Linked DNA regions of Homo sapiens: region 1 is linked to region 2. Evidence: chromatin contacts called from ENCODE Hi-C or POLR2A ChIA-PET data. All regions are on one chromosome and are shown on one strand. The core of a region is the stretch at or near the end of the contact, and the rest is flanking DNA. Distances in the headings are between cores, read along the strand shown.

Region 1 (5,552 bases), core at 1,258-3,757, 39 kb before region 2:
CCAAAATCAGTTTAGTTTTTCTAAAATGTGTAACATTAAATACATTACTGATTTTGAACATAACATGGTACATACAATAATTTACATTAATTGATGTGTTTCTTAGTATTTATTATCTACATCAAGAAATTAAGTTTTTTTGGTTGGTCGCGGTGGCTCGCTCCTGTAATCCCAGCACTTTGGGAGGCCGAGGTAGGTGGATCACTTGAGGTCAGGAGTTCAAGACCAGCCTGGCCAACATGGTGAAACCCAGCTCTACTAAAAATACAAAAATTAGCTGGGTGTGGTGGCACACACCTGTAATTCTGGCTACCTGGGAGGCTGAGGCAGGAGAATCACTTGAACCCAGAACGTGGAGGTTGCAGTGAGCCAAGATTGCACCACTGCACTCCAGCCTGGGTGACAGAAAGAGACTCCATCTGAAAAAACAAGAAATTAAGTTTTTAAATCTATAAAAATGACTGAATCCTGTATAGGAGCACTGAGAAACCAGAGAAGAAATGCTGATGTAATAATTAGAAAGATAAAGTAGACAGCAAGACCAAAATGAAACCCTAGGACAATGGTGCAGGACAAAGAAATACCACTGGAGAAAGAGGAGAATTATTATTGTAAAGTGAAATAGAACTCACAGGAGTAATCAAGTAGTAGTTCTCCATTTGGAGAATTAGCATGCTCATAACTTAAAGATGATAATGTGTTGTATTTGTAAGCACTGCATAAAACTGGAATATTATCCTCATTCTGCGCATTTCTGTCATCATATCTGAAAGAAATACACATTTTAAAGTCATGAGAAGATAGTTTTATAGATATTTCGTCTTTATTATTATGACCATGAAATTTCAGGAACGCAGTTTAACAGACTGATCAGACTTTCTATAATCTTTGTTTAGTTATGATGCTCTTTAATGAATTTCATTGACTCATTAAGTATTGTTGCTAATTGTGTTTACATCTAAATATATCAGTAAAATAGAATGCCTTAATATTTAATAAATAACATGATCTGCCAGAAAATCATATGTTATTCTGAGTATAAATGATGATTTTGTCCAGGCATGGTAGCTCACACCTATAATCCCAACACTTTGAGAGGAAAAGGTAAGAGGATCACTTAAGCCCAGGAGTTTGAGACCAGCCCGTGCAACCTAGTGAGACCTTGTCTCTATAAAAAAAAATTAAAAAAAAAAATAGATTTTCATATAATTGGGCTAACCAAGATATAGGGCTAGAAATAGACTATAAGTTAGATAGGAAGGCTTTGTAAAATACAGAGAATGTATCTAGAGTAAGAAAATAAATGTAAACAAAAGAGCAAAAGTAGAAGTACCAGGTAGAGAAGAAAGTGAGGAGTTCAGTCAGGCTGGAGAAATAAATGGGTAAATTAAAAATAGATTGAGATCCAGCAATCCCACTACTAGATATATACCCAAAGGGTATGAAATGAGTATGTCGAAGAGATATCTGCACTCCCGTGTTCATTGCAGTATTATTTTGCAATATCCAGGATATGGAATCAAGCTAAATGTTCATCAACAGAGGAGCAGATAAATATAAATGAGGTAAAAGAAAATAAGTATCTTTTTAAAAAAATTAGAAAATAGATTGGTTAGATAGGACCAGATAATAGACTAATCTAAAGCTATCATTAGACAGAGACCAGTTTATTGTGTAAAATACAATACAGATGAATTAATAGAATAATGAATATAAAGATACAAAATTTATGCCCTATTTTTTTTTGCAAGCCCACAAATAATATCATAATTTTTTTTAAGGGTCTCACTGTATTGCCCCGGCTGGAACGTGTGGTGTAATCTTGGCTTGCTGCAACTTCCATGTCCTAGGCTCAAGCAATTTTCCTGCCTCAGCTTCCTTTCCTCAGTGTCCCTTTAGCTCGGGCTAAAGTCACACGCCACCACACCTGGCTAATTTTTCTATTCTTTTGTAGAGACAGGGTTTCTTCATGTTGCCCAGTCTGGTCTCGAACTCCTAGACTCAAGTGATCCACCCACCTCGGTCTCCCAAAGTGCTGGGATTATAGGCTTGAGCCACCATGTCCAGGTCTAATTTTCTATTAATAGAGTCAACAGCCATGCCATTACATTTCATTTAATATCATCAAAAACAAATATGACATAGGAGCAAGAAAAGAATAAAAACTGTACACATGCATTGAAAGTGTGCATGTAGATGATTAATACAGAGCAAAGGTCAGCCAGCTTTTTCTGTAAAGGGCCAGACAGTAAATATTTTCAGCTCTGTGAGCTAGACAGTCTCTGTTGTGACTACTGAACTTGGCTGTTGTAGCTGAAAAGCAGCCACAGACAATACGTATGGATGGTGTGGCTACATAAAGCTGTACTTAAAACAAGTGGAAAGGCTGGGTTTGGCCCCATAGACTTATAGCTTGCTGACCCCTGACATAAAGAAACACTGTAACTTTTTGCCATTCATAGTCATAACTAAACACAAAGTTATGTGTTAAATAGTGATTCACCGCTGGGCGTGGTGACTCATGCTTGTAATCTTAGCACTTTGAGAGGCCGAGGCGGGAGGAGAACTTGAGGCCAGGAGTTTGAAACCAGCCTGAGCAACATAGGAAGACCCAGTCTCTACAAAAATTTAAAAATTAGCTAGGCATAGTGGCGCACGCCTGTGGTCTCAGCTATTTGGGAGTTTGAGGTGGGAGGATTGCTTGGGCCCAGGAGGTCAAGGCTGCAGTGAGCCATGATCACGCCAGTGTACTCCTGGGCGACAGGTACTTGTACTAGGCATTGTGCCTGGTGCTTATTAGACATGTTGAGTCATCCAAGAGGTGTTGGAATGTCTGCCTATCTCTGTGTGCTCACAAAAATGACTATCTTAGCCGGGCGCGGTGGCTCACACCTGTAATCCCAGCACTTTGGGAGGCCAAGGCAGGCAGATCACGAGGTCAGGAGTTTGAGACTAGCCTGGCCAGCATGGTGAAACCCCCGCTCTACTAAAAATACAAAAAATTAGGTGGGCATGATGGCACACATGTGTAATCCCAGCTACTCAGGAGGCTGAGGCTGGATAACTGCTTGAACCTGGGAGGCAGAGGGTGCAGTGAGCTGAGATCGCACCACTGCACTCCAGCCTGGGCGACAGAGCAAGACTCTATCTCAAAAAAAAAGAGACTATCTTGTTCTTAATCCTCTTCAATTCTTCCTTTTTATTCTTTTCTCCCTGGCTCCTTTGTAGTTTAATAGTTATTTAAAATCAGGTGGAGCATTTTTATGTTTCAGTATAACACCAAAATGATCTCAGCTAAGTTGCTTTTGTTGCTTCTTTTCATATGAAGTTTTTTCCCTATCCTGTGAATCAGCCTTTAATCCAAAAATGACATAAAGAGAAGAGCAAGGACTGAGCCTTAAGTATGCCTAGAATGTTGAGGAGGCTGAGGACAGTGAAGAAGAGATGAAATAACCACAACCAGTAGCTTGGGAACCAGGATAATGTCATAAGACTCAAATGGAGGAATTAATATCAAGGGAAGATTAAAAAAAAAAAAAAAACTTAGTGAATCATATAGAAGACCGAAGGGATTAAGGAAGAAGAAGCAGCCAATTCATTTGTAGAGATTGTTATGAGTATTTTGGGTCAGTTTCAAGACTGGAGGATAAAAATGGGGGCAGGTTAGAAAGGTTTAGGAGCCAGTAAAATGGCTTTCACTTGTACAAATTTAACTACACCTTCTCCATTTAGAGAAAAAAAGCAAAAAAGCAGTTAATTTGGTATGTGCCCTTTTTCTCAGTGAACAGTGTCCCAGTGTGAGAGTTAACTTGGAAAAGGTAAATCTGTTTCTTCATTTGGGTTCATTTTCCACATGCCTCTCATGGTGTGAGTGTGAGAGCATCATTAAAGATAACACTTATATTTTTTTATTTAAAATGGCCTCTATTATAAGTGATTTGGTCTTTGGTCTTTAGAAAAAAAAAGCGAGAGAAAGAAAATTGTTAAAGTAAAAATAAAATGGCCCCTAAACAAAAGACCACTATTCCATTTATTCTCGGTTGAAGAAATGGCCATCTGTTCAACACTCTATTTTATGTATTATTTATATGTATTATAGACTTTTTGGCACAAAATAAACTGTTCACACTTTATGGAAGATTTAAAAGATTTTAAAGTATAATTTTAACTCTGCACAGTTTTCACTTGATTTTAGATCTCACTTTCTGGCCCTTCTTTCTCACCCCCCATCAAAGATGTGCCTCAACTATATATGGTAAGAAATGAAAGGAACATAAGTGGTTGATGGAGAGGAGAGTATGGTAATTAGAGAAAGCAGCAAGGTCAAAGTTAGTTATTTGTATTTTCTTTTAAAGAAATCTGTGGGTAATATGAAGGAAAATTTGAAGATTCTGGGAAGACAGCTAATAAAGGTGAAAGCAGTATTACTCCTAATATGGGTAGGATTATTTTTCTGATAAAAGTAACAGAGGTTTTTAAAGAATTTTTGTAAGCGTAATAAGGTTATTTCCCTCTTTATCTACTGTTGTCCTTTAAAAGGTTTTTATATATTTCTTTGTTTACAGCTTCAGAACTAGCAAAAACACCACAAAAAAGTGTTTCATTCAGTTTGAAGAATGATCCTGAGATTACGATAAACGTTCCTCAAAGTAGCAAGGGTAAGACATTACATTAGTTCTTTGAAAAGAATTTTCATAGTTGCTTCAAGATAGAGCATGTTACTTTTTTCCTTGTTTGTGAATTTTTATATATATTTTCTTCTTTTCTGAAAATTCATTCAACAAAATGCAATTAATATTTCAACTCATGTACCTTAGTATACCCGTGTTTAGCAGTCAGTAAGAGGGAAAAATATCTGTGCTAACTGAAGTTGTGCAAATTGACAGGGTTAACCAGAAATAGTCTTTAAGTCCTGTTGTCATGTGCTTGAGTTAGCCAATTATTTATAGAAGATTTGGCTTTGGGAAATACTATATGAAATAAGGCGTTTGGAGTTTGGAAGTCTTACAGATTGTGGAGCAGCTGTTTTTGAATGATCCATTCTAACTAGATTAAAAAGTGTACATTTCGTTGCTCTTTATTTATATTTTTGTTTTTGTTTTTGAACACCAATGTCACTTGCCGACATTTCTGTTTTTTTCATTTTTTAGAGACAGGGTCTCGCTATGTTGCCCAGGCTGAAGTGCATTGGCTATTCACAGGCACAATTACAGCACACTATTAAAGCCTTGAATTCCTGGGCTCAAGTGATCCTCTAGCCTCAGCCTCTCGTGTAACAGGGCCTATAAGCACACCGCATTGTGTCTGGCTCCATTGTACTTTTTTTTTTTTCTTTTTTTTTGAGAAGGAGTCTCGCTTTTCACCCAGGCTGGAGTGCTGGAGTGCTGGAGTGCAGTGGTGTGATCTTGGCTCATTGCAACCTCTGCCTTCTGGGTTCAAGCAATTCTCCTGCCTCAGACTCCTGAATAACTGGGATTACAGGTACCTGCCAACATGCCCAGCTAATTTTTGCATTTTTAGTAGAAATGGGGTTTCACCCTGTTGGTCAGGCT
Region 2 (5,263 bases), core at 2,630-5,129:
CACCTCCTGGGTTCAAGTGATTCTTGTGCCTCAGCCTCCTGAGCTGGGACTACAGGCACACGCCACCACGCCTGGCTAGTTTTTGAATTTTTAGCAGAGATGGGGTTTCACCATGTTGGCCAGGCTGGTCTCGAATTCCTGACCTCAAGTGATCCTGCCTCGGCCTCCCAAAGTACTGGGATCAGGGGTGAGCCACTATGCCTGGCCAAGGGCTTAGTCTTAAATATAACCTCTAGTCAAAATGTTTAAACAAATTTGTACATAAATGTGATTTAAAAAAATTTTTTTAATAGTACCAAAGGATATTCAGTGAAAGTGAGTTTCCTGCCCACTCCCTGATCCACCCAGTTCTTTAGGCAACCACTGATAGCATTTTCTTAAGTATTCTTCCAGATATCGTCTATGCATATGTAAAAGTATCTGTCTTTCTCCTTTTAAAAACACAATTGGTAATATATCATACTTGCTGGTTTGCACCTTGCTTTTTTTGCTTAATATATCTAGTTTATAATGACCTAATGTGCAAATTTTTGCATCTGCCCTAAATATCTACTGGTTTATTTTTATAATTTTTGTGTCTATACTATTTGCAAGCAGTATGTGTCAGTAGACTTTATTATTAATAAATAAAAAGCCAATTTGGATAGAATCACTTTATAAATTGGTAGTGCTGGTTTTTTACTAAAAATATTTTTAAGTTCTTCAAAAGAAGTTTTATGAGTGCATCTTACAGATCTGGTGAAGATCTTGGCACATTATTGTATGCTGTTTGTTGACTTGTGTCCGCATCGGTGTCCCTGAGGCTCTAGCAATTATGTCTTGACTGATAAGGCTCTAATTTCTTCTACTGTGTTAACTTGCTTCTGGCAAGATTGAACAGATCTACTGAAACCTTGAAAGGTTTTCTGGGTACTCTTAATAAAATTGCAAAAAAAAAAAAAAAAAAAGGCACAGGAGATGTCAAACATTTATTGTTTATAAATTTGCCACAGTGCTGAATTTATTGTGCAAGGACTGCTAAATTAGTTCTCACAGTAGTCCAGAAACTGGACTTTCTTAGCATTGTTTGTTATTTTAATACATGATCACTTCACTCATATAAAAGATCAGTGGAGGCCGGGCGTGGTGGCTCACGCCTGTAATCCCAGCACTTTGGGAGGCCGAGGCAGGCGGATCACGAGGTCAGGAGATCGAGACCATCCTGGCTAAAACGGTGAAACCCCGTCTCTACTAAAAATACAAAAAATTAGCCGGGCGTGGTCGCGGGCGCCTGTAGTCCCAGCTACTTGAGAGGGTGAGGCAGGAGAATGGCGTGAACCCAGGAGACGGAGCTTGCAGTGAGCCGAGATCACGCCACCGCACTCCAGCCTGGGCGACAGAGCGAGACTCCGTCTCAAAAAAAAAAAAAAAAATTCAGTGGAAACAGGCGCAGTAGCTCACACCTGTAATCCCAGCACTTTGGGAGGCCAAGGCAGGCCAATCTCTTGAGGCCAGGAGTTCAAGACCAGCCTGGCCAACATGGCGAAACCCTGTCTCTGCTAAAAATACAAAAAATTAGCTGGGCATGGTGGCACGCACCATGTAGTCCCAGCTACTCAGAAGGCTTAGGTGGATCGATCATCTGAGCCCAGGAAAGCTGAGGCTGCAGTGAGCTGTGATCATGCCACTGCACTCCAGCCTGGTGGGTAACAGAGTGAGACCCTGTCTCAAAATAAAAGATCAGTTGGTTTGGGGGCTGATAAATAGATTTTGCCTAACTTTTAAACAAAATAACTTTAGAAGTCTACTCTTTGTTCCAGCTAATTCAAATGTGGAGGCAGTGGCATTGTTCAGAATGTACTTTTTATATTCTATGAGGTCAAATTACTCTTCCAGCATAATCCTGAATAGCCTAAATTTGAACACTTACTACACAAAAGGCAGTAGTTGTGAGGATATTAAGGTGAAATATGAAATGTCTATAAGTGTTTGTTTTTGAGACAGGGTCTCTGTCACCCAGGTTAGAGTGCAGTGGTGCCATCTCAGCTCACTGCAGCCTTGACCTCCTGGGCTCAAGTGATCCACCCACCTTACCCTCCTGAGTAGCTGGTACTACAGGAGGCACACACCACCACACCTGGCTTTTTTTTTTTTTTTTTTTCCTGTAGAGATGGGGTTTCACCATGTTGCCTAGGCTGGTCTTGAACTCCTGGGCTCAAGTGATCCACCCACCTGGGTCTCCCAAAGTGCTGGGATTAACAGGTGTGAGCCACCTCACCCAGCCTATGAGGTTTTAATAGCATAAGTTGTAGCATCCTTAATGTGTTGAATAAGGCAAATTTGAAAAGACTGATGCTATGGAAAATATAACTTTAAGCATGAGTACAATACAAAGCTCATTACTAAATTTTCATACCAATTTTTATATTTATCACTGGCCCCAGGCTTCCCAAGTATTTAGGGTCAACATCTTTACCTTTGGTACCCAAAGTGTAGGTCTTAAAATGGCAGCATTTGCCTGGCACAGTGGCTCACGCCTGTAATCCCAGCACTTTGGGAGGCTGAGACAGGTGGATAACTTGAGGTCAGGAGTTCTAGACTACCCTGGCCAACATGGTGAAACCCCATCTCTACTAAAAATACAAAATTAGCTGGGCATTGTGGCGAATGCCTGTAATCCCAGCTACTTGGGAGGCTGAGGCAGGAGAATTGCTTCAACCTGGGAGGCGGAGGTTGTATTGAGCTGAGATCGTGCCACTGCACTCCAGCCTGGGTGAAAGAGTGAGACTCTGTCTCACAAAAAATAAAAAATAAAAAAAAATAAGGCCGGGTGTGGTGGCTCACGCCTGTAATCCCAGCACTTAGGGAGGCCGAGGAGGACGGATCACCTGAGGTCAGGAGTTTGAAACCAGCCTGACCAACATGGAGAAACCCTATCTCTACTAAAAATGCTTAATTACCTGGGTCTGGTGGCACATTCCTGTAATCCCAGCTACTCGGGAGGCTGAGGCATGAAAATCGCTTGAACCCGGGAGACGGAGGTTGTGGTGAGCCAAGATCACGCCATTGCCCTCCAGCCTGGGCAACAAGAGTGAAACTCCGTCTCAAAAAAAAAAAACGGCCAGGCTCAGTGGCTCACACCTGTAATCCCAGCACTTTGAGAGGCCAAGGCAGGAGGATTCCCTGAGCTCAGGAGCTCAAGACCAGCCTAGGCAGTGTAGCAAAACCCGGTCTTTACAAAAGTAAAAATTTTTTTAATTTGAAAAAATTAGTCAGTAGGGGGTGGGTGGTGGCAGGTGCCTGTAGGCCCAGCTACCCAGGAGACTGAGGAGAGAGGGTCACTTGAGCCCAGGAGTTTGAAGCTGCAGTGAGCTATGATCACACCACTGTACTCCAGCCTGGGTGACAGAGCAAGACCTTGTCTCTAAATAAAAAAGAAAAAGGAGGGAGATTAGGATTTTGCTTTGGGACTGGTGAAAGGAGGGCAGGAGAACTCTGAGAGATTGTTTCCTGAGGCCTGCCCCTGAGGCTTAACACACCTAAAAGACTGTAACAAGGGCTAGAGGAGTTATAAGCCAGGAACTGTGCAGAAACATGTATATATGTATGTTTTATATATGATAATATATGTATATTTTAACACCCCACATATTAAAAATCCAGATTTCCTTTGCCCCTGAAAGATCAGGAAGACTTGGCCACGCTGGACCTTCATTCTGCCCAGCAGCACTTGCCTTGGGCTGAACTGTTGCTGCCACCTCCTGGCCAGCTTCACTTCTTTCCTGCACTAGTGTCTGATTTGGATCCTGATCTAGATTGGTATGGAGCACCCTCTAATACATGTGCACAAGAGATTATATAAGGTGTCATGGATGCACAACAAAGGTGGTGACACTATTCCCTACAATCTGCAACCTTCCACCTGGAATGTATTGTCCATGTGGGCATCCAAGGCGACCTTTTAAGTCCTACAGGATAGGGAAGATTTTTCATGTGACACCTGTGAGGGAATGTGCATGTCCTTCCTCAGCCTTCAGCTTTCTGGAGTAGATAAGGGATTACTAAACCACTGTTTCATGTCAGTATCTGGCCTTATTTATTAAATCAGCAAAACAACACAAAACATGTCATTAGACACTAAGCTTAAAAATGACATTTCAGGCCAGGCACGGTGGCTCAACCTGTAACCCAGCACTTTGGGAGGATGAGGTGGGCGGATCCCCTGAGCCTAGGAGTTGGAGACCAGCCTGACCAACATGGTGAAACCTCGTCTCTACTAAAAATACAAAAATTAGCTGGGAATGGTGACGTGTGCCTGTAATCCCAGCTACTTGGAATGCTGAGGCAGGAGAATCGCTTGAACCCGGGAGGCAGAGGTTGCAGGGAGCTGTAATCATGCCACTGCTCTCTAGCCTGGGCAACAGAGTGAGACTCCGTCTCCAAAAAAAAAAAAAAAATGACATTAAAAAAAAATGACATTTCTTTTGAGCAGTGTTCCTTTGTATTTTAATAATCCTGTATTTAATATAGATTAAGTAAATATTTAAGTTATAATGGATGTCACATAAAATTTCCTTTAAAGATAGGTAAGAAGATAAAATAGATACTTAAAAGGAAATAAGGGAGTCAAAATACTAGAAAAAAAATCAAACACAAAAGGCGGCAGTAATGGAGAAAACATAAGTGAAAGATGCCGGACACAAAGGACCACATGTTTATGATTCCACTTATAGAAAATATCCAAAATAGACAAATCCATAGAAATAGGATCCAGGGGATGGGAGGAGGGAATTATTACTTAATGGGGGCTTCCCTCTGTGGTGATGAAAAATGCTTTGGAACTGTAGTGGTAACAGTACCACAACACTGTAAATGTACTAAAAGCTACGGAATTGTATACTTTAAAATGGTGAATTTTGGAAGGGGGGGGCAGGAAAATAAAATGGCGAATTTTATGTTATGTGAATTTTACCACAATAAAAAATAAACAAAAAGAGAAAAAGTTGCTTTACACAAAAGCATGAAGTAAAAATTACATGTGGTATGGTAAAATAGCACAAATCATAAAAGCAATCTAAGAATGCCTAAAATGGAGGGAATATTGCTTTAGCCAGATTACCTGAGAACGCAGTCCTCAGGTGGAGAAAGGTGTATCTGCCCTGCCCAACCAGCAGCAGGCAGGCAGGGGCCTCGCAGCCCAGCGCAGGTGCTGTTTAGAAAGGGGCATCCACATGGATAAAAGGCCCAGATTAAATGGGGCAGGATGATATTTTGAGATATCTGA

Evidence for each region. Hi-C counts contacts between places; a loop is a spot of excess contacts on that map. ChIA-PET counts read pairs that join two places held with the same protein, here RNA polymerase II (POLR2A).
Region 1: a loop to region 2 is called in a map with no recorded cell type, with 2.0 times the contacts of the local background. The contact joins two enhancer-like sites. A Hi-C loop is called at or near these places in 1 of 168 maps with a recorded cell type or tissue (colonic mucosa) and 2 of 37 single-sample maps with no recorded cell type. POLR2A ChIA-PET finds 5 or more read pairs at or near these places in 12 of 52 experiments (A673, B cell, H1 and 7 more).

The regions. Positions count from the first base shown.
Region 1 is chr2:200,941,791-200,947,342 of GRCh38, reverse strand. It overlaps ORC2 (origin recognition complex subunit 2), which reads left to right. Exons shown (of 18, transcript NM_006190.5): 6 at 4,566-4,658. Among named protein-coding and RNA genes, the nearest start is that of ORC2, 19 kb to the left of the region's middle. Within about 2 kb of position 2,507, at least 7 of the 41 ENCODE cell types and tissues checked have a DNase peak (open chromatin) inside an H3K27ac peak, as active enhancers do.
Region 2 is chr2:200,904,371-200,909,633 of GRCh38, reverse strand. ORC2 (origin recognition complex subunit 2) reads left to right here. Exons shown (of 18, transcript NM_006190.5): 18 at 1-657. Among named protein-coding and RNA genes, the nearest start is that of NIF3L1, 18 kb to the right of the region's middle. Within about 2 kb of position 3,879, at least 2 of the 41 ENCODE cell types and tissues checked have a DNase peak (open chromatin) inside an H3K27ac peak, as active enhancers do.